Linked DNA regions of Homo sapiens: region 1 is linked to region 2. Evidence: chromatin loops called from intact Hi-C (ENCODE). Cell type or tissue: IMR-90. All regions are shown on one strand. Each heading gives the region's core, and the rest is flanking DNA. Links, peaks and the distances in the headings are about the cores only.

What was found. Peaks named below come from ENCODE experiments on the same cell type or tissue, not always from the same donor. Only the 100,000 strongest peaks of a DNase experiment are listed, where the experiment ranks them.
Region 1: a loop joins it to region 2, with 4 times the contacts of the local background. A loop is called at or near these places in 8 of 110 quality-filtered maps.

What each region holds. Positions count from the first base shown.
Region 1 is chr3:64,400,061-64,410,872 of GRCh38, forward strand. No RefSeq gene overlaps it. Among named protein-coding and RNA genes, the nearest start is that of PRICKLE2-DT, 40 kb to the right of the region's middle. In IMR-90, for the core only: no CTCF peak of the experiment used is centred there; a DNase peak (open chromatin) is centred at 5,541.
Region 2 is chr3:64,459,688-64,470,499 of GRCh38, forward strand. The region is part of intron 5 of LOC105377123 (a long non-coding RNA gene); the gene reads right to left. Among named protein-coding and RNA genes, the nearest start is that of PRICKLE2-DT, 20 kb to the left of the region's middle. In IMR-90, for the core only: a CTCF peak has its summit at 4,047 (motif pointing left); DNase peaks (open chromatin) are centred at 1,384 and 2,714; H3K4me3 peaks cover 680 bases; H3K27ac peaks cover 1,994 bases.

The DNA of each region.
Region 1 (10,812 bases), core at 1,377-9,376, 59 kb before region 2:
GAAAAACATCCAAAATAATTTTGGGAAATTACATAGGGTTTAAAGACATTTATAAAAATGATTATTTAATATGACTATGACTTCTTAGAAGAAGAGAGTGTTTAAAGCACATTTAATGGCCAGGCATGGTGGCTCATGCCTTAATCCCAGGACTTTGGGAGGCTGAGCCGGGTGGATCACTTGAGCTCAGGAGTTCGAGACCAGCCTGGCCAACGTGGCAAAACCCTGTCTCTACTAAAAATACAAAAAAAATGAGCCGGATATGGTGGCTGGTGACTATAATCCCAGCTACCTGGGAGGCTGAGGCAGGAGAATAGTTTGAATGGGGAGGCAGAGGTTGCAGTGAGCTAAGATTGCACCACTGCACTCCAGCCTGGGTGACAGAGTGAGACTCTGTCTCAAAAAAAAAAAAAAAAAAAGAAAGAAAGAAAAACACAGGAACAAAAACAAAAACAGGCATCATTATTCTTTACATTGAATGAATGGAGATGAATGCACTTCACAACACTTAATCTTCACATTTTGTTAAAGTGATCCAACAAAAATATTATAACAGAGCAGCACTTGCTTATCCATTACCTTTGCAGAAACTTTCTTCAATAGTCAAAAATGTTGATAAAGCTATCTTCATGTTGGAGAAAAGAAAAGATCCCATCCAATCCGAGTGTTTGCATTTGAACATGTTTGAGCATTTGGAATCAGCAGAGCAGAAGGTTTTGAGAAGGGGCAGAAACAGCACCTGTTGTCTTACCTTCCTGCTCCTGGAGAAGACAGTGCACCATGCAGGGCAGCACTCCCGTACAGGATATCTTAACTTGGGCCTTGTGGTTTAACTTAAGAGACTCCCTGAAAACTGAAAGCTAAATTAGGTGTAGACTACACTTGTTTGAGCATGTGCAGAACTTCCAACAGGTTCACAAAAGGGCCCATGAACTCAAAAATGGAAAGGCGCTGATATAAAAGGATGAATTCCAAAATACATGTTATTGGAACCTGTAGTAGATTGCAATACTGGTCCCAATTTTCACACCTCCCTGCATCCACACCTTTACTCATCGTGGCTATCATTCATGGAGTATAACTACCACTCCTTCCTCACCTTTGACTTGGCCTCATGACTTGCTTTGGCCAACAGCAAATGGGTGGAAATGACAACGTGCCAGTTCCAAATTTAGGCCTTTGGAGGCCTCATGTTTCCCAGCTTGCTCTCTTGTGCCTCCATCCCTGCCAGAAGGTGAGCACACCCTGGGTGGTCCCAGGAAGAGGATGAAAGATGTGAGAAGCACAGCCACTCGGCCAATCCACAAACTCACAAGTGAGAAATAAGTGCCTAGTTTTGCACACCACTGAGATTCTGAGATTAGTTGTTACACATCCTTACAATGGCAATAGCTAACTGATACAGGACCCAAATTCCAGAAGTTTCCTAGAGTAGAAGAGGGTGAACTGATGCCATTACGGCAGAGTAGAAGATAGTGATAGGAGATGCAGTGCAGCTTCTTTCTCCATCTCATTCCCACCCAGCTTCTATACAAGCTCTCTGGATCTTTGCCTAGTCACTGGCTCTAATAGCAAGTTAAGTCCCCTCTCCTCAAGCAAAGAAAAACAAATGAGCTGAGTCTTCATATTCAGTTATTTTGGTCGCTGAACTCCAATAGATGTGTGAGTTTTTCAAATATTTGCAGATTATCTTTTTGAAATCCACCTTTAATCATTTTTACTTGTAATTGTTCCAGATATTTTATAGCCTTGCCTACCTCAGCAAGCAGAGCATATAGCACACAGTTATAATTTTGTTTTAAAAGGCAATGTGGAACACAGGCTATTGAAATAAATCTAAAGTCTACAACTGAATAATTTTTGACCTTGTGCAAGACACTTAGCCTCTATCAGCCCATTTCTTCATCCACAAAATGGGACTCTTACTTATTTCACAGAGTGATAGAGAAGATTAAATGAAGTAATGTATACATTACTTGGTTATGGAAGGTGCCCAGAAAATTGCATGTTGCTGTGCTTCTCGACATGGACTTGAGTTGCAGTATGGAGACACCAGTCAGGGCAGGGGCAAGAGCTCAGGTTTCAGAGTCAGAACTGGATTCTTATCCTGGCTCTGCCACGTACCAGTTATGTTGAACAAGCCACTCACCCTTCTGAGCTTTGGTTTCATCTTTTGAAAGTGGTAATTTTAAAAACAAAAAGCAAACCCAAAAAATTCAGAGGTGTTTGTATCATAAAATAATATATGTAAAATTTTAAAAACTGTAAAGAGCCAGGAAAATACAACGTTATTCTTATTCCTGGATGGGCCACATGTACATGTTCAGGGGGCACTTCTGTTTTAATAGTGCTTTAAAAAAATTATATATATGGAGAGAGAGCCAGGATCTCGCTCAGTTGCTCAGGCTGGAATGTAATGGTGTGGTCTTGGATCACTGCAACCTCTGCCTCCCAGGTTCAAGTGATCCTCCTGCCTCATTCTCCCAAGTAGTTGGGACTACAGGTGTGTGACACTACACCTGGCTAATTTTATATTTTTTGTAAAGATCAGGTTTTGCCATGTTGCCCGGGCTGGTCTCGAACTCCTGGGCTCAATCTATCAGCCTGCCTTAGCCTCCCAAAGTGCTGGGATTACAGGCATGAGCCACCATGTCCAGCCAATGGTGCTTAATAAGTGAAACTTAACTAATGATGCTTAATAATGGATACCTAATAAATACTACTGAAGTCTATTTATGAAAACCCCTATGAACTTAAATGAGATCCATTTATTAAGAACTGGCCAATCGAAAGTGAAAATGCAATTTAAAGAAGTATTATAAGAGAGTGTAAAACTATATAGTTCTACTATTTGCAATATTATAATTAACATTTCTTTTGGTGTGAAGAGATGATGTCTATGAATCCATATCCTAGAACATAAAAGAGTGAATACAGGACTCAAAGTTTCCTCATTTTATGGGCACACAGAATGGGTGAACAGTGGCAGGGAGAGCAACTGCCACACACAGAATCAAGCTCAGTAAATCCCCACTCTGAAAACTAAGAACCACCATCTAAGTGAAGCCTTTACGTGGCTTGTAATCAAACCTGTCTCTGGTTCACATACTGAAATTTATTAAACATATGGGTCATCTTTCCGAAAAAATGTTCAATTTTATTATTTTCGCATAGCTGTGAGCTGATGTCGCAGGCTTTCCAACTGGGCATTGGCAGAGGTGGGATTCCAAAACATCTTTGCAGCATGGACTCTGGGGTCTGTGTGCAGAAACTGGGCTCTAGGATGAATGTCACAATTAGTTCCATGTGTGAGAAAGGGTGAGATATTATACATCTCTGCATTGTTCCTGCTGGATTTCTTGTTCTTTTCATCATCACATAGTTTTAAATAGCACCTTTGTATCCCTGCTGTGGGACTCAGATTCCCAAGGATAAACGAAGGGGCTGGAAACAAAATATGTAGATACACTAGGTCTATCAGGACCCTGGTAATAAATAGCCTAAAATCAGAGGATTCATCTGAATATGGACACAGGAGACTTTAAAGGGAAAAAAGTTAACACGTAACTAACAAATATCTTTTCCTGTGGTAAGAATAGTCTGATTCAGTCAGGGTGAGAGATATTAGAAAAAAAAAAAAAAAAAGGAAAAAGGAAAAAAAACATTCAGCCAGTTAGAAAAACTTCTTCCTATTACAGGGAAGTAGCAAGGGCCTTCTTTGTTAGCATGGACTCAATTTCAAGAGCAGAAATCAGGCACCAACCATAACAGCTAATAATACTTTCAGCTATTGCCGGGCACTATGCTACAGCCTTTACAGATACTATACATAATTTAATCTTCACAATAACCTCATAAGTATTATGAACTTCATCATGCTGAGAGGGAAATGGGGCCTTAATGAGTTTCAGTATCTTGCTCACAAACAGGTATCAGAAGTACCAGAAATTAAACCCAGGCCTGTCTAAAACCAAAACCTCCCCCAAATAATATCCACAAAGAGATTTGAAGCATCAATCTCTGTTCATCTGGAATCAGATATCTTAAGCACAAAATCAATTTTTATGGAAAAAAAAAAAAACTCCTAAAGGAGAAAGGTCTCACACGGTGCCCTCATCTGCTCAACCCTCTCACCACCACCTGCCAGTCTCTATGGGTTAGGGCTTAGTTTGAGAGAAATGTAGGTAACCAAAATCTTATGCAATTAAAACATTTATCAGTTCTGAACTGCCCATTATAAAATAGAAGTTTTATATTTATAACTAGTAAAATAATTTTTAAAATATTAATATTTTAAAATAATTTCTTAAATTTTTAGAAGACTTATACACTTAGTTTGAAAAATACCACATTAGACCCAGATTCTGGTCTCAGCTATGCCACCAAATATGTTTCCTTAGGAAAAGTCACTTACTCTCCCTATAAATCAATTTTCTTTATTGGATATACCAGGTACTTCCCAAGAGTATTCCGATATCTAAGATTCTATATAAGTCAAAGAAATAAAGGTAGTTTTCTCTGAAATTATTTAAGTAAAATCTTTTGTTTATTACGAGTTGAGCAATAGGGTCTGGGAAGAAAGGAGGTCTTAAATCTAGAAATTTCTCAATGCACTCTTGGAAGATGATGCATACTAAAAAAAAATTTAATGAGCCAAAATATAGTCTAAAGGTAACAGAGGCAATTGTTATTTAAAGACTAGGGACTTTCATACCAGGAATAACATGTTCGTGAAGGCTGACTTTGGTAAAGTGAGTTTTCTAAGCTTGAGGCACCAGTATCTCAGGCAGTGACAGCCAACTTTAGACGCCTCAAGGAGGCCACAGCATGCTAGCCAGGTGAGCTAACAGAGTCACTCTGGAGACTGCTATGAGAGAAGGAGTGCATTCAGGCTAACTAGCTTAACTGCAAGCAAGCAAGAGACTAAAGAAACTATCAGTACCATCCTGTCTCTTGATTTGACTATATCCCATGTGCTTCCTGGAAAACTAAAGCTGTGGAAGATACATCAACATGCTCACCCCCCAGATGGTTCACTTAGACAGACTCAATTGTCGTCTCTTAAGATCAACCTTATAAAAGTTTAACAAGAAATGTGAACTGACATTTATGGAGCATATGTGGGGCACACTGCATAGGTCATCTTATTTAATTTTTACAAGTGTACTCTAATCAGGCACATGGGTGTCAATGGGAAAGCTCTGGAAGGCCAGGCCAAGCTCTTGAGCCAGAATGAATCTCTTAAATGCCAGCATCATGATTCTGACTGATTGCCAGGTCCTCCATCCCTTGTTTGAAAACATAAACCCAAACATACAACAATAAAGATAAGCACAACCCAACAATAGTTACTTCTTTTTATACAGTGAGTTCCGGAGACAAAAAGATGCTGCACTGTTAGGATAAGGATGTTGCATAAAGAAAATTCCCCTAGTTTTCTATAATACACAGAGATCTTGGAGAGGTTTCCCTGCTATCTGGTGACCCAGGAAAGTGCTGAATACAAAGCTGCTGGCAGCTGGTTTAACTTATGCAATGCATTTCTTGACATGGTTCTCAAACATTGTGGAAATGAGAATGCATGTAACAGACTTGCCTGAACTTCATATTTCCCTTCTCAGTTTTCCTCCTGAGCCTCTCCCAGTGGCCTGGCTAAATTCCAGAAGCAAACAGTATCCTCATATGTTCCCATCTCTTTATTAACTTCTATAGCAATTACTTCAGATTCCTTGTCATGCCCTCATTTCATTAAAATCTGTCCATCAAGAGAAACACTGAGTAGCCCGCTTTTGCCCTGTACCCATCAGAGGTTTTTGCACTGGACCAGAAATTAAGCTCACAAATTGTGATGATTTTTACAACAGAAACTCTCCAAAGGGGAATTATGTGTTTCTGGAAGAATTCTGAGCATCTCTCTGACCTGACTACGAGACGGCTCACTACCAAGCGCATGTGAGAGCAGAATGGAAGGGAAACTGATGAAAACCACTTTTAAGTGTCTCCGAAAAAAAAAAACAACAAAAAAAACCTTTGATCTTTGTATGTCTGAAAGATGATGTACTTGGTCCTATCTTGTGACCTGGGAAGAAACAAACAGCAGGAAAAGAAACCTGAGATCTCATCTTCTAAATCAACATTCCACTTGGTTCCTCTATTTTATGAAAAAATGAAGGTATCCTAGAAGCTTCTCTTTTCTTTTCCTCCCCAAATATGCCAGCCTTTGATTCTCAAGCTATGATAAGATGGATGTGGAAGTGAAAAGAAGACTCTCATATACACATATTTGGACAAAAAGAAGAAGACCAAAAATGCCAGCCCTCATTTCTAGTCAACCAATAGAGAGGGGAAAGGAGCAGAGTGGAATATAGGAACGGAAGCTATTTTGAAGGTTTCCCATGGTTACAGCTGCTATGGAAATCATTTTCTTCTCTGGGGTTTTCAAAGATATCCAAGCCCAGCTTCAATCACGGTTTAAAGAAGGAGAACAAAGGTAGAACACGGACAGAAATTGCTTCTTTTATTTAAAGTTTTAAAAGGTTCCAAATTAGGATGGTTGGAGGTTGGGTACAGGCACTAATGGTAGTGGTAACCTCAAAAGACTCCATATCAGAGTTGCCCAGCAGGGGACAAAATCAATCTCTCATGGTCTGGAGAGAAACCTGCACTTTCTGGACCTAGACAGGGAAAGATGGATCTTTTTAAAGCACAAATCGAATCATGTCACTCCCCTGTGTAAAAGCGTTCAACAGCTTCCCGCTGTTCTTAGGATAAAATCCTTAATATCCATGACGGTCTGGTCCGGGCATCCTGTTCCACCTCATCTCTTTCTCTGCCTTGTTTCCTGCATGGCAGCCGCCCTGGTTTTCAGCCCATCAAATGTGGTAAGAGGCTTCCTGCTTCAGGGCCTTTGCGCCTGCTGTCGCCTCTGCTAGGGACACTCATGCTCCCTCCGCCCCATCATCTGGTCACCTTTCAGGTCTCACGTTCAATGGCACTTTCTCTGGCCCCTCACCCCCCAACCAGCTTGGTCAGGCCATCCTGACCTTCCCTATAGAGCACCTGCTGCAATTTATTTAATCTATAATTAGATGCTTCATGCTTCATGAGCACAAAGAAGTGGAGTAGAAGCTTCATGAGGGCAGGGACTAAATCTCCGCCTTCCCCTGCTGCACCCAGGCCTTTGTTCAGTGCCTTGCACGTGCACTCAGTAAATATTTAATGAATGAATGATTTAAGAGAATGTCACAGGTAGATTCTACCTGTCTCTCCCTCCCCAATGTCAACACATGGTATTTCTGTAAGCCCCAATCACCACGTCTACGGCATCTTTACAGGAGTCTCATAAATATGGACTAGAGCTACAGCTTAGGTAGGGCTTAGATTTTAAAGTCAGCACGCAATGTTAGGTCAAGTAGAGAGTGATCGACCAGGGGCATTTTGCCCCCAAGGGACATGTGGCAACATCTGAAGATATTTTTGGTTGTCACAGCCAGCATCTAGTGGGTAGACATCCAGGAAGCTGCCAAATGTTGTACAATGCACAAGAATGCTCCCACAATAAGAATTACCTGACTCAAAGTGTCAATAGTGCTGAGGTTCAGAAACTCTGGTGTAGAGAGAACATTCCCCTTAATGATCCATTTCAGAAATGATTTTGTAAATATTCCTCATGATCCACTTATGCCATCTTGCAGAGTGATAACCACCTCTCCTGGTCTATCCCAGCAGGTTTTTCTCCAGTGTTGAAACAGATGCTACTGCTTCAGTTGAAAACTAAAGAAAGTTGCTGGCTTGCACTAAAGGGCCATAGTGCATTAAAAAATATGTATCTTTAAACACTAACATCTCACTTAGCATGGCAAGAAGCCGACACCACCAGAGGCATTAAAAAACTGAAATCAACTAGAACTTGGAAAGTCATGTCCTTTCTGTCTTACTCACGCTGGGGCTAGGCACCTTGAGTAGAATGCCAGGCAAAAGTGTCCATGCATATCTAAATTATTAATTCTCTCTCACTGTCTTTCCCACAGGGATGAGTTGATTCAATGGGAACTCTCCTGTCACAATCTTGCCGAAAGAGCCAGCTTTCTCTCCACTGGATTCCCTCTATCCACATCCCCTAAATGCTTCCCACTTTCATGTAGGTAAAAATTCCACTATTAGAGATGCACTCCTTTGGATCCACCATTTCTCATATAAAATGAGCCCCTTAAAACGCAAATTTTCTTAGGAAATATAAATCTGCAGTAATTTTTATTTTAAAAACAGTGAGTAGCACCTTACCTTTAAGTAGAGAGGAGTTTCTTTTAACTCAGGAAATGAATTGGTATAAGAAAACTGGGCACCAAAAAGTGAGGGACTTTGTAGAAGGTGGGAAGTTGGATTGGCTTTATGGGGCCAAAAAAGAAGTCAAGAGTATTGAAAATAGTATCACCAGCTGTGTGACACAAGGCAAGTGACTTAACCTCTCTGTGTCTCAGTTTCCCCACCTATAAAATGGATTTAGCAGTGCCAGCCTCAGAAGGTTGTGGGTCAAGATCAAATTCCGTAATGCAGTAATACAGAACAGTTCTTGACCCATAGTATTCAATGAACAGTTTATAATTTTATTTAGGGCTGGCCATGATCCAGTTGAAAGAAGACTTCAAAATAAAGAAAAGAAAGCTGCTCGAGGAAGAATATCTACACATTGTACACACAGGTGGCATTCAATAAGCATGTGCTTAATGCTTCATTCATTCATTTACTCATTGCTTTGACCCAAATGCCTTAAACAGAACCCTAATTTTATACCCAGGATGGCAATAAATCTAGCTCAACTTCATTTCCTAATATCCCACACAGATGGTCATGTGACCACATTCTAGCCAGTGAGGTATATATAGAAGTCATGGGTGGATCTCCATGAAAGGAAGATGACTCAATTGAAACACTGCTTTCCCCTTTCCTTTTTCCTTTCTTTCTGCCTCAAACACAGTATAGTGATTGTGCAAGGTGGGGGAATGGGAGCTGGGCAGAAAGAAACCCTCTTGTCCCCTTGAGAATGAGAGGACACACTGAGGATGGATGAGCAGAGAGAGAAGCATGGGTTCCAGAGGAGGCATCAAGCTCGCATACAACTCCTGAATGCTCAACTGGCTGGGCGAGGTGGTTCATACCTGCAATCCTACCACTTTGGGAGGCTGAGGCTGGTAGATGACTTGAGCCCAGGAATTCAAGACCAGCCTGGGCAATATCACCAAATCTTGTCTCTACAAAAAATACAAAAATTAGCCTGGTGTGGTGGTGCACGCCTGTAGTCCCGCCTATTAATACTTGGAAGGCTGAGGTGGGAGGATCACCTGAGTCCAGGAAGTCGAGGCTGCAGTCACACCACTGCACTCTAGCCTGAGTGACAGAGTGAGACCCTGCCTCAAAAACAAACAAACAAACACACACACACACACACACACAACTAATTGCCATTTAAGCTACCCTTTGTTTTGAGAAGGTAGGGGTCTGTGTCACTGTAGCCAATAACTATACCGTGTTTATTTTACAATGTAGTGTCTATACCTGGTCATGTTTTTCTCATGGCTTCAACTACCAATCCTCAACTGTTGTCTTAGTCTGGTTTTTGGTGCAATAACAGAATACCTGAGGTGGTAATGATAAAGAACAGAAATTTAATTCCTTACAGCTCTGGAGATTTGAAAGTCTAAGATCAAGGCACTGGCATCTGGTGAGGGAGGGAGAGGGAGCACACATGAGCAACAGGGGGCCCAACTCCTCCTTTTATAAGGAACACTCTCCTGAGAGACGGCATTAGTCCTCTCACGAGGACAGAGCTCTCATGATCAAATCACCTCTCATTAGGCCTCACCTCCCAATACTGTTGCATAGGGGATTAAATTTCCAACACAGGCTTTTGGGGGGACACATTCAAACCATAGCAACTACCTTAACACTAAGGACTCTAATATTTTTATCTCAGGCCCTAGTCATAGTCTTAAACTAATCTAAGATAGGCCAGAATATCTCAATCAGAATGTCTACAAGTCACTCAACCCCATCTTATTCAAATTAGACTCTCTTTCCCCTCCCCACATCTTCTCTCCTCCTCTTCCTATCTTTCTTGTTTGAGGTATTCAGCATCACTCAGCTTCCCAATGGAGAACTTTTTCCTCTCTTTCAATCCTTCAATCGTGAATCAGTCACTGAATTTTCAGGATTCTTATCCTGAAACGGCTCACAGATTCAAGCCTCACACTGCTCCAGACTGGGCTATAAGAGGGGACAAGGGGTCAGGGGAAAGGGCAGATTCCAACAAAGGCCTTCACGGTGCTGTATTTTCCACCAAGAGCTCCGGATCATCATTTTTCTGGAGCTGACATTGGTGCCTGAGGCATGACTTTCAGTAAAGAGCAATACAACTGCCTCACGACATGTTTCACAACATTCAGCCTCTACGGTCAAAGCAAAGTAGGTAATTAGTACAATTATCCAGTCCATTGAGTCTGATATATTTTTCTATTCTGAATTCCCTGGGTGCTTGATGGCAGCCTTGACACATGGCCATGTATTTTAGGGAGTATTTTGGAGGTACTTACATCCTCCCCTCCCCAACCAGAGGAATTCATATAACTGGTAAATTAATGGTATAGTTTGAAAACATAGTTTTTCTGTTTCAATCTCACTCACTTTGAGTGAAATGGGATGATCTCGGCTCACTGCAACCTCCACCTCCCGAGTTCAAGCTATCCTCCCACCTCAGCCTTCCAAGTAGCTGGGATTACAGGTGTGCACAACCATGCCCAGGTAATTTTTGTATTT
Region 2 (10,812 bases), core at 924-8,923:
AGCATTGAATCTGTAACCTAGACCCTAATGTATAAACTGATTTTTATAAATAAAAATACATACATGCATACACACGGAGAATAAATGTATGTGTGTGTATGTGTGTGTGTGTATGTATTCCTTAAGTCCCATGTCTCTTTGCTTCATTATTTCAACATCTTTTCTTTTTAAAAAAATTCACTTTGATTCCAGATTCATGACTTTGGTGTCTGATTCAACAAAACTGGTCTAAAAGCCCTATTGCACCATACACCCTAGAAATGTGGATGAAACTACAATTCCCCTAGTTTAACCTCTCATTTTACTCATGAGGCAATACGGCTAATACGTGGCTAAAAATTTTAGCCTTGAAAGGGGCCTCAGAAATTAGCTAGTCTTTGTAAAACCCTCGTTGTTGCTAGAAACCTCAGAGATTTAGGAAACCTTTTTGTTATTTGATTTGATTTTTACAAAAACAAAAAACAAACAAACAAACAAAAAAACCCAGGACCAAAAACAAAAAACAAAGGAATTCAAACATTTAATTAGTCATGTTAATTTGTTTTCCTTTCCCTCCAAGCAATCTCCAGGCATTACTAAAATGCTCCCAGGTATTTCCTAAAACAGGTTTACCTCCACCCAGCCCTGTGAACCTCAGCGTTGTCTTGTATCAGTTGCTAGGTAACTGAGGAAGATTTATGCACATCTATTGTTAATTTTAAAGACAATTTTCAGCTCTGCCATAAACATCAGTAGAAGCAGACACCACACTTGCACTGAGACATTCCTCTAGCCTTCCCTGAGATGGGGCATTCCAGGGCATGTCTACAAAATCCAAAATATTCTGGTTTTTTTTTTAAAAAAAAAAAAAAGGAAAATGCTGGTAAATTCCCAGCTGTCTGCAAAAACAGTTCAGCAAATTTGAGACATTTGGGCCCATCTCCAGTACCCTCTTGTGCCAAATCTATTATAAGTTTTATTCAAAGAGTATCATCTGCCCTCCCAGTTTGCCTGCATTTAATTGTGCATTTCAAGTTTGCCCAAAATTTAATATTGTGCTTCTCTCCCCCATTCTTTCCAGCAGCACCAAAATTTAGTCTTCTGTATCCCAGAAGCATCTGCAAAATTATTTCTCAACCCAGTGGTTTCATTACTTTTTAAAGGGTTCTTGTTAAGCCCAACAACCATTTATACTGGTTTTGACCAAATGTATGGATTTTGTTGCCACTGTTTGGGTAAGTGATGGGAGGGACCCAGTTTATATGATGGGCACCCAAACCAATGTTTTATAGAGTGATCATAATTATAATGACCCTTGGCTTGTGGGAAGCAGTTCATGTCTTACTACAAGCTTCCCGGGGCATTCCATCATCAGATTCTCACCACAACCCCGTAAGAAGCATGTTTCGTGGCATCGTCATTCTAGCTTAGATGACTTCCTGACTTCAACACTGCTAGCTGGTGGTCTGGCCTTGCCTCCTCCTAACTCATCCTCTATACAGTCTCCAGAGAGGTCGTTCCAAATGGAAACCCAAACATGCCAGTCTCCTACTTAAAATCAGCCTGATGTTTCATGGTTCACATTTGCAACATGGAAGAGAAGGGCCTCTGTGATCTAGCCCCTGTCTAACTCTTCAGCCTTATCTCCCGTCACTCTTCCCTCACATTTTTTATCCCGGCTGTGCTGCCTTTTATATAGTTCCCTGCACACCATGCTGTCTTCTTGTCCCTGGGTCTTTGTTCATATGGCTTCCTCTGCCAGAGATACCCCACCATGTAATTATTACACTAATGCCCAATACCAAAGCATTCTCTGACCCCATCTCTGTCTCACACCTGAAGAGTTAGATGCACTCTCCTGTGCTTCCAGAATACTCAACGCATATCTCATCAGTGCATCTATGGAATTACTTTATAATTATCTGTTCATCTGTCTGTCTTCTTCTAAACCTAAAACTAAGTGTTTGAGTATTTTCCCAGGGAGTGCTTATACCATCTTCTTCCTCTGAGTATCTCCCAAGCCTAGCACAGTGCCCAGCACATCATGAGCATTAGTTGGTGGCAGGAAGGGAGTAAAAGGGAAAGGGAGGGAGATCATAAGAGGGAGGCCAATAGCACCATTGGCCTGATTCCACAGATAAAGCAGCCCAGCCTCCAAGAAATTCAATGACCCAGGCAACACAATTAGCAAGTGGAATAGCCAGCATTTGAATGGGAGAAAGATCCTTAGAAATAAGTGAACACAGGCCGGGCGTGATGGCTCACGCCTGTACTCCCATCACTTTGGGAGGCCTAGGCAGGCGGATCACGAGGTCAAGAGATCGAAAATATCCTGACCAACATGCTGAAACCCTGTCTCTGCTAAAAATACACACACAAAAAAATTAGCTGGGTGTGGTGGCATGTGCCTGTAATCCCAGCTACTCAGGAGGCTGAGGCAGGAGAATCACTTGAACTCGGGAAGTAGAGGTTGCAGAGAGCCGAGATAGCACCACTGCACTTCAGCCTGGCGACAGAGCAAGACTTTGTCCCCCCCCCAAAAAAAAAAGAAAGAAGTGAATACATCCTTTCATACAGCGGAGAGAGCTTCTGTTTGCATACCTGCAGGGATGGGCTGATCACTGCCTCTCCAGGCAGCCATTTTCATGGATGGTCAGCTAGGCTATGAAACAGTTCATTCTCTGGAGGTGCCAAAGCCAGTTTCCCAGTGATTCGCATCAGCCCGGTTTCACTTTTGTCTTCTGCTGTTAGACATTTCCTCTTGTCAGAGCAGAAACCTCAGACTTCATATTCTGTGGATAAATCACCCTCGAATTGCTCCCCCCTTCCTCAATCACCGCCAAAAAATGCAAAAATAACCAGATTCTTAGCCTAAACACAAGCACTTTCCATGTACTATCTAATCCAAACATCCCAAAAACACAAGTTTAAAAACATGCTGGAGATCACACAGCTAAAAAGTCACAAATCAAGCCTAGACCCCAAGGGGTCTAACTCCAAGTTCATGGACTTAACCACCTCACAATATTCTTGCCTGTCTGAGCCCTTTAGCTATTCAGCAGTGAAAAGCTAAGCAGATTAAAAGCACATAATTCTCTCTCTCTTTCCCTCTCTCTCTCTCTTCCTCCCCTCCCCCTCTTCCTCCCTCTAATACTGGGTTTATGAAGACCTAGCAGACCTCTCTCCTCTGAGGATTATTTTTCAAAATGAGTTTCTTTCTCATCCCCCCTCTCATCCCAAGCCCCATCAGAGGAAGAAAGATCGCTGGGCTGCTGGCTGTGCACATACTGTGTTATTCATGGGGTACGCACCAGGATGGGCCAGCTCATTAGGTTCAAAGCCTCAAATTAATTTTACATTACTGTCCCCAGAGGTGAAAGGTCATTTTTTATCTTCTTAGCCTTATCCACCACCCGGGATGAAATTGGATCTTTAGGAAGGAGGGGACCCTGCTCCCTATTGTACCAGCTGTTGATGCTTCTCTTCTTTGTTGTGAGTGAAATCGCACACACAGAGCTGAGATTTAAAACACACACACACACACACACACACACACACACACACAAACAAAAAAAACACCAGAGGTGGTTTTTGTTGTTGTTGTTTTGAGGCAGGGTCTCACTCTGTTGCCCAGGCTGGTGTGTAGTGGCATAATTATAGCTCACTGCAGCCTCATACTCCTGGGCTCAAGTGATCCTCCCACCTCAGCCTCCTGAACAGCTGGGACTAGAGGTGTGCACCACCACACCTGGCTAACTTTCAAACTTTTTGCAGGGATGGGGTCTCGCTATACTGCCCAGGCTGGTCTTAAACTCCTAGCCTCAAGCAATCCTGTTGTTTCTGCCTCCCAAAGTGTTGAGATTACACACTGAGCCATTGCATCTGGCTGGCGTTGTTAAGTAGGAACATTTTGTAAATTACGGAGCAGAGTAATGATTGAGAGGCTGGTACTGAGTGTGTTGAGAAAGCTAGAGACTGAAACGGACTGCTATTGCCAGGGTGAAGCTGATGCAAACTAGAAGGTGGGAGGCCCTCTTAAATCCTTCAATTTTGCCTTCTCCCTCTGGTGCCTCCTAGTGGCAGAACCAAATGTGGCACCAGCTGGTCGGGAGAAATGGCAGCCCCAACCACTGCATCACAAAACAGTGGTTCGTGGGCCCTGGGGTGAGGGACAACAGCTTAATAATTGGTACTTGCAATCATGTCTATATCAAAGATGTGTTTTAATAACAATTAGGCTGGTTCATGGAGGCTCTGGTGGGTTTGGAGTGGCCCACGTTCATGGGACGTTCCAAGCATGGTCCCAATAACCTCCCAAATGATGAGAGGAGCCACCCCCCAACAGAGAGAGGCTTGGTTTCCAGGTTGGGCTGCCCCAGTTAGACTGAGCTGGATCAAAATTGCAGGGTAGCCCTGGCTGGATCAAAATTGCATTGACGAGGGGAAGAAAGCAGCATTGAACCCTGCCTGCTTGTATTCACAGTAGCTATTGTCTCACCCACAATGGTGTAATCAGAGTGAACACACTGACCAGTGTTTGCTTTCCCCCTCCCCAGCCTTCTCCCAACATTTTCTCCCAGCTCGATGAAGAGGTTTGGCATTCAAAGGATGGGGATGGTGTGTAGTACCGCAAGAGTGATGGGCAATCCCTGGGGAGTAGAGGAAACAGAATCTTCTCTTCATAGCTCCAAGAGCTTCTACACGATGGATGCCCTGCCGAAGGATGAGTTGCCATGCAGCTTTGGAAGACAATACTGTCAGAAAGAGGCAGAATCTTGCCCTTTCCCAAAGCAATGCCCATCAAAAATGCCCCATGAATATCTTGGAGCCAAGTGGCATTCCTTAAAGACAGCAGCTGCCAAACAGCAGGAAAAAGGTCAAGGTAGAAAGGTGGGATTTGGGGGAAGAAAGCAAAATAGAGCCTCTGCAGTTTTAAAAATCAGCTTAATTTCCAATGATATTCACCAGGAAGCTTAATAGACTTAATAGACCCTATAAAGCAGGGCAAAGGGGTTCCATTTATTACACATCATGCTTTCAATTCAGGACTGTTCTTTCTCAAGAACAGAGACTTGGTGGGGCACCCACACCACTAGAGATTAAAGCCCCAGAGTACAACTGAAGACCAGAGCTGGCAAAGAAAGGACTGCTCTAAATCAGGACCCAGCAACCATTCTGCCCACAACTTTTCTGAGTTGAACTGGCCTTGCAGAGGAGGGCAGTGAGTTACCAAATAGCAGCTTGCCAGCCGAACAAGCCCACCTTATCCATTCTGGCCTGGAAAGGGAGAGAAGTTAGAGGTTAGGTCTTTTTGATTTTGGTGGAACACCAATGGCTATGTATTGGGCATCCCTAGCTGGCCAGCTGGTAACTGGTTCTTAGATCTGGTTGAGCTCTGCCCTATAAGGTTCGGTACAGATGTGAAAAGGCTGGTTCCTGGCTTAACATCGGACACAGGTACCCGCAGCCCCTTCAAGGATGATGCAATGAGAACCTGTCATTTTGACTTCTCAACATTCTTTATACCGTCTTCCGGTAAGAGCACCACAAATTCCTGTGGGGAGCCATCTCTTCTTCACTTTCAGCCCTATAACTAAGTGTGGTGCATTGAAATGGATTTTAGGATTTTTATTGAAACCGTCAGGAAGAAAAGAAATCTCTTTTGGTGGCAATGGAAATAGTTTATGCATCAGTCAACTATGGCCACAACAATGCTATATAAAGAGCCCTCATATAGCTCAGCCCCACGTATCAGAAAGTGTTTATTATCATGCTAACAATTTCTCAGATTAGCTGGCATGCCTCTGCTTCCAGCTGCAAGCCTGCATTCAAGTGAAGCAGCTTCTCTCTAAATGTCTTTTTTTTTTTAAAGAGGCTACCTGCAGCATATCCTCATGGTAATTCTACAAGCACAAGAGAAAGCATATGGAAACAGGCAGTTCCTCTTAACACCTAGGCTCAGAACTGGCACGCTGTCATTTACAACCACATTTCTTTGGCCAAAATAGAGTACATGGCTACACCCAACATCAGTGAGATGGCAAATGCACTCTACTGGTGGAAGAGACTACAAAGTCACTGGCAAAAGGCAGGCATGCAGGATGGGTGAGGAGTTGGGAAAAATCACGCATTCACCCCCACAGTGTAAGCTGCCTTTGCTGGTGGCCATTTTGCTATGGGATGGGAAAAGTCTCCCTGAATGAAGCCAACAGGAAGGAAAGTAGAGGCAAGAGATGGAGACTGAGACTTGATAATATTGTTCAAGTCCTTGAATCCTGCTATGTTCTGACTTTTCAATTAAATAATTAAGTCTGTTTCAACTGGTGTCTGTGATTTGCTACAAAAAGACACCTCACCCAACTGTATCAGTCAGCAAACAAGGAAGGTCTAGAGTGTCAAGTCTGAGAGCCGTGGCAGGATTTGAAGGGAAGGCAAGATAGAGCAGCGCGTCCTGCAGGAAGAGCCTAGAAAGGTGGCCAGAGGCAACTGTACGTGGGTTATGGAATGTGGCTGTGCAGGGTGCCCTTGGAAAGCCAGCTGACATGAAGGAAATATGGAAAAGACACTGCATCATTTGAATATTCCGGATCAAAGGAATATAGGGGATCTTGTTTCTCCAGCATCTAATAGATACAAACAACACCAGTGTAGTCCACACTGACATGGCCCATATTGCATAACCCCAAAGTCAGAGCAAAAGTTCTGGAAAAGTGTCAAAGGACTTCTAGGAACATAAGTACTAGAATAAGTCCTTGATCTTGGGATTATTAAAAAAAGAACCAGAGGCTGGGCACTGTGGCTCACAGCTGTAATCCCAGCACTTTGGGAGGCCGAGATGGGTGGATCACTAGAGGTCAGGAGTTTGAGACCACCCTGGCCAATGTAGAGAAACACTGTCTCTATTAAAAATTAAAAAAAAAAAAAATTAGCTGGGCAAGGTGGCACATGCCTGTAGTCCCAGCTACGCAGGAGGCTGAGGCAGGAGAACTGCTTGAACCTGGGTGGTGGAGGTTACAGTGAGCCAACTCTGTGCCACTGCACTCCAGCCTCGGTGACAGAGCAAGACTCTTCCTCAAAAAGAAAAGAACCAGAGTTGGGTGTGGTTGGCTTATTCCTGTAAAACCAGCATTTTGGGAGGCCGAGGAAGGAGGATCACTTGAGCTCAGGAGTTCAAGACCAGCCTGGGAACATAGAAAGACCTCGTCTCTACAAAATGACATATTAAAAAAATTAAGCTTGGCATGGTTGTGTGCACCTATAGTCCTAGCTACTCAGGTGCCTGAGTTGCGAGAATGGCTTGAGCCTATGAGTTGGAGTCTGCAGTGAGATATGATAGTACCACTGCACTCTAGAATGAGAACTTGTCTCTAAATAAATAAATAAAAATAAGGAACCAAAGATTTCAGGGGAGCCGAGGAGACTTTTGGCTTAAGAGGAAGAATCTCTAGGACTCAAACATTTGAGGAGGCTTAGCAGCAACATTCACTACAGCCATTACCACGTATTAAGAACAAGCCATGTGCCAAGCACCAGCCTAAAGATTTGTCATATATTAAAGCATCCAATCCTGCCAATAAACCATAGAAGTAGGTATTTTATGTCCATTTTACAAATGAGAAAAATGAAGTCCGGGAGGTTTCAGACATCTAAGGGCCCTGAGCTGAACCTCTGTCCCGCCCCAAAGCTCTTGCAGTTAACACCAGGCTAGGAGCCTCCCTAATGGATGATTCTTTGTTCTGTCTGACCCTAGAGCTTGGCAGGGACCTTTTAATTAGTACTTCCTTCCTTTGCCCTTTTAATAGCCTTCCGTTCTTTGAAATTTGGGCCCAGCATCAGACTGGAGAGAAAAATATCCTCTCTGTCAAAAACTTTTCTACAGTCTCATTGTAGAGAGCAGTTGTGGCTTCCCCTGCCTGGCACCCAGTCTCCCTTTTTCTGGTAAGAGCAGCCAAGTTTCCTTTGAAAAATCACTTCCCCCAACCTTCAGTCTAGGTGACGGATGTGGGGCTGACCCTGCAGAGCTGATTCTATACCCCTGCTTCTCACCCCAGGGGTAGGCATCTGGGCCATAGTTGCTGATTAGTGCAGTCCATGACCTCAGACAGGCACAGTGTGGTGGGGTGGGGCTGTGTGTCCTCAGGGGCTCACCTTATTTCTGTGCCTCAGTCTCTTCACATGGGCATGTGGCGTGCCAGTCCAATGGGAATCTTTGCTAGGATTTTGTTGGGACTACTGAGAAAGTGGTTCTCTCTTTTCCTCTCTCTGGTGGGGGTGGTGTGCTATGGGATATGGGGTTGGACCTCTTAGTAGAAGGAAGATCTGATGAGTCCAGAGACAGATTTTTCTCAGCATTGTGTGAAGGCCTGGGCCTGGCTGTGGCTGTGGTCACCACTCCCCTGGGCTTTCCAGTAGCATGCACCAGTCATTCCCTTTTGTGGGAAGATCAGGGTTTTGTTTTTGTTTTTGTTTTTGAGACGGAGTCTCGCACTGTCGGCTGGGCTGGAGTGCAGTGGCGTGAACTCGGCTCACTGCAACCTCTGCCTCCCAGGAAGCAATTCTCCTTGCCTCAGCCTCCCAGTAGCTGGGATTGCAGGTGCCTGCCACCACTCCTGGCTATTTTTTTTTTTTTTTTTTAGTAGAGATGGGATTTCACTATGCTGGCCAGGCGGGTCTCGAATTCCTAACCTCGTGATCTGCCTGCCTTGGCCTCCCAAAGTGCAGGGATTATAGGCGTGAGCCACCGTGCTCCGTCGAAGATCAGTTTTAAATGGGGTCAGGACAGGGGTGGGGCAGCAGAGTAAAACGAGTGAGAATTGTTTGAATATCTTCAGACTTTAGCATCTTCTGGCTTTTCTCTCCTCTTTTAACTCATGAGACACATAATTAGTAAACTAGGACATGGGAAGAGAAAAGGACAAACCTTTATGGTGTAATTTTCTTCCTCTTTCTCTTCCTTTCATGCATCATGCAAAAGAACACAGCCACTGTGGTACTATACACACCTGGGCATGAAGCTCAGCTCAGCCACTCCCCAATTATAAAAACATGGACAGATGGACAATTTTTGTAAACCCCTGGGTCCCTGGGAAATAATAATATTAGCTTCAGTCTTATAAAATGGACATTTTTATAGATCAAAAAAGTTGTTGAATATTGACAATTTCACATCACCCTAACAGGGCCCACCGTATATAATTTTGTCAGCATTAAATGAGATGGTACACAGGCAGTTCTGATCATAATGCCTGGCCACAAGGTAATGACCAGTAAATATTAATTGCTAGTGCTACTACTAGGATGACAACAACCATGACTGCTAAGAAGTCAAAGCACAAACCAAAGGGAACAGAAAGAGCAGCCAGAGGCTTTCAGTGGTGGATTTTGGACTTGATTGCCAAATCTGCTTGTTTCCCCTCAAATCTTGCCCTTCAGGTGTTTTTTGTTGTTATTGTCTCCCCCAAGACGGGAAGCCAAAAGTTCATAAAGGTAAAACAGGAAACTCCACACCTCAGTGGCTCTATTATTTCTCCTACAAAGATGCTCTGGGATCCCCGGGTTGTCTAGAGTTCTGATGACTGGGAAAGAGGAAGATGGCAGGGAAGGAAGAAGGGATGATATTAGAATTGCCACGCATAGCTGGGCGCAGTGGCTCATGCCTGTAATCCCAGCACTTTGGGAGGCCGAGGTCGGCGGATCATGAGGTCAATAGATCGAGACCATCTGGCCAACATGGTGAAACTCCGTCTTTACTAAAAATACAAAAATTAGCTGGGCGTGATGGCGCATGCCTGTAGTCCCAGCTACTTGGGAGGCTGAGGCAGGAGAATCCCTTGAACCTGGGAGTGAGCCGAGATCACGCCACTGCACTCCAGCCTGGCAATAGAGTGAGACTCCATCTCAAAAAAAAAAAAAAAAAAAAGCCATGCATATTTTTAAACATCTTGATGTCAATAAAACAGTTTCCAAATCAGGGACAACTGGGGCACTTGTTTTGATCATGGGTTTCTCACCCACCAGCCAGGTATTTTGGTTAAAACAGAAGAGCATGTATTTTCTGAAAGGCAGCAATTAGATGAGTAGTTTATTCTCCTCATTTCCCAAAGCTTCAAGGTGTTATTCCTGAGTTATTCTAGCTATTCCTCTCTGCTTGGGGCCTTTGGAAATGTTCTTCCCTGAACCCAAACATTCTCCCCTCTTTTCTTCACCTGGTTCACCCCTGCAAAGGGCTGAGCTCCAATATGACTTTATGATAACTTTTCAGACACTCCACATCCATCAACCCTTCTGTTACGTGCACTTATATCACTTGGCAATTTTTCTTCACAGCATGTATCACATTTGCAGTCTTATTGTTCTGTGTGAACTGTTTGTGGAACATCCATTGTCCCCCACTGGACTCCAAGCTCCAGGATGGCAGGTACTGACTGGATCTACTTTATTTTCCACTGTCCCCAGGACATAGCCTGATGAATACCATATGGTTAATACTCAAAAAATATATTATATATATGAATCCATCATTCAGTCATTCATAATAATTAAGTGAAAGCATTCATCAGTGATAGAAGCTTGTACCAAATCTTCCCCACTGGGGATGAGTATTTGAATTGGGGTATAGAAGGGATGGCATCAAGGATGTCACCTGGTTCACCCTATAAGGGGGAACAAAAGGAAGGAAAAATCTTTTGACTCTGAAAGTAGTCCAACTCATTGTGAAGTCTGGAAAAGGTGACTGAAAGATATACCAGCATTTTATTAAAAATCCTGCACATGCAAATATCGACTACCGAACTTCAGACACGACCAACAGCCCAGAATTAATGAGACATGTTG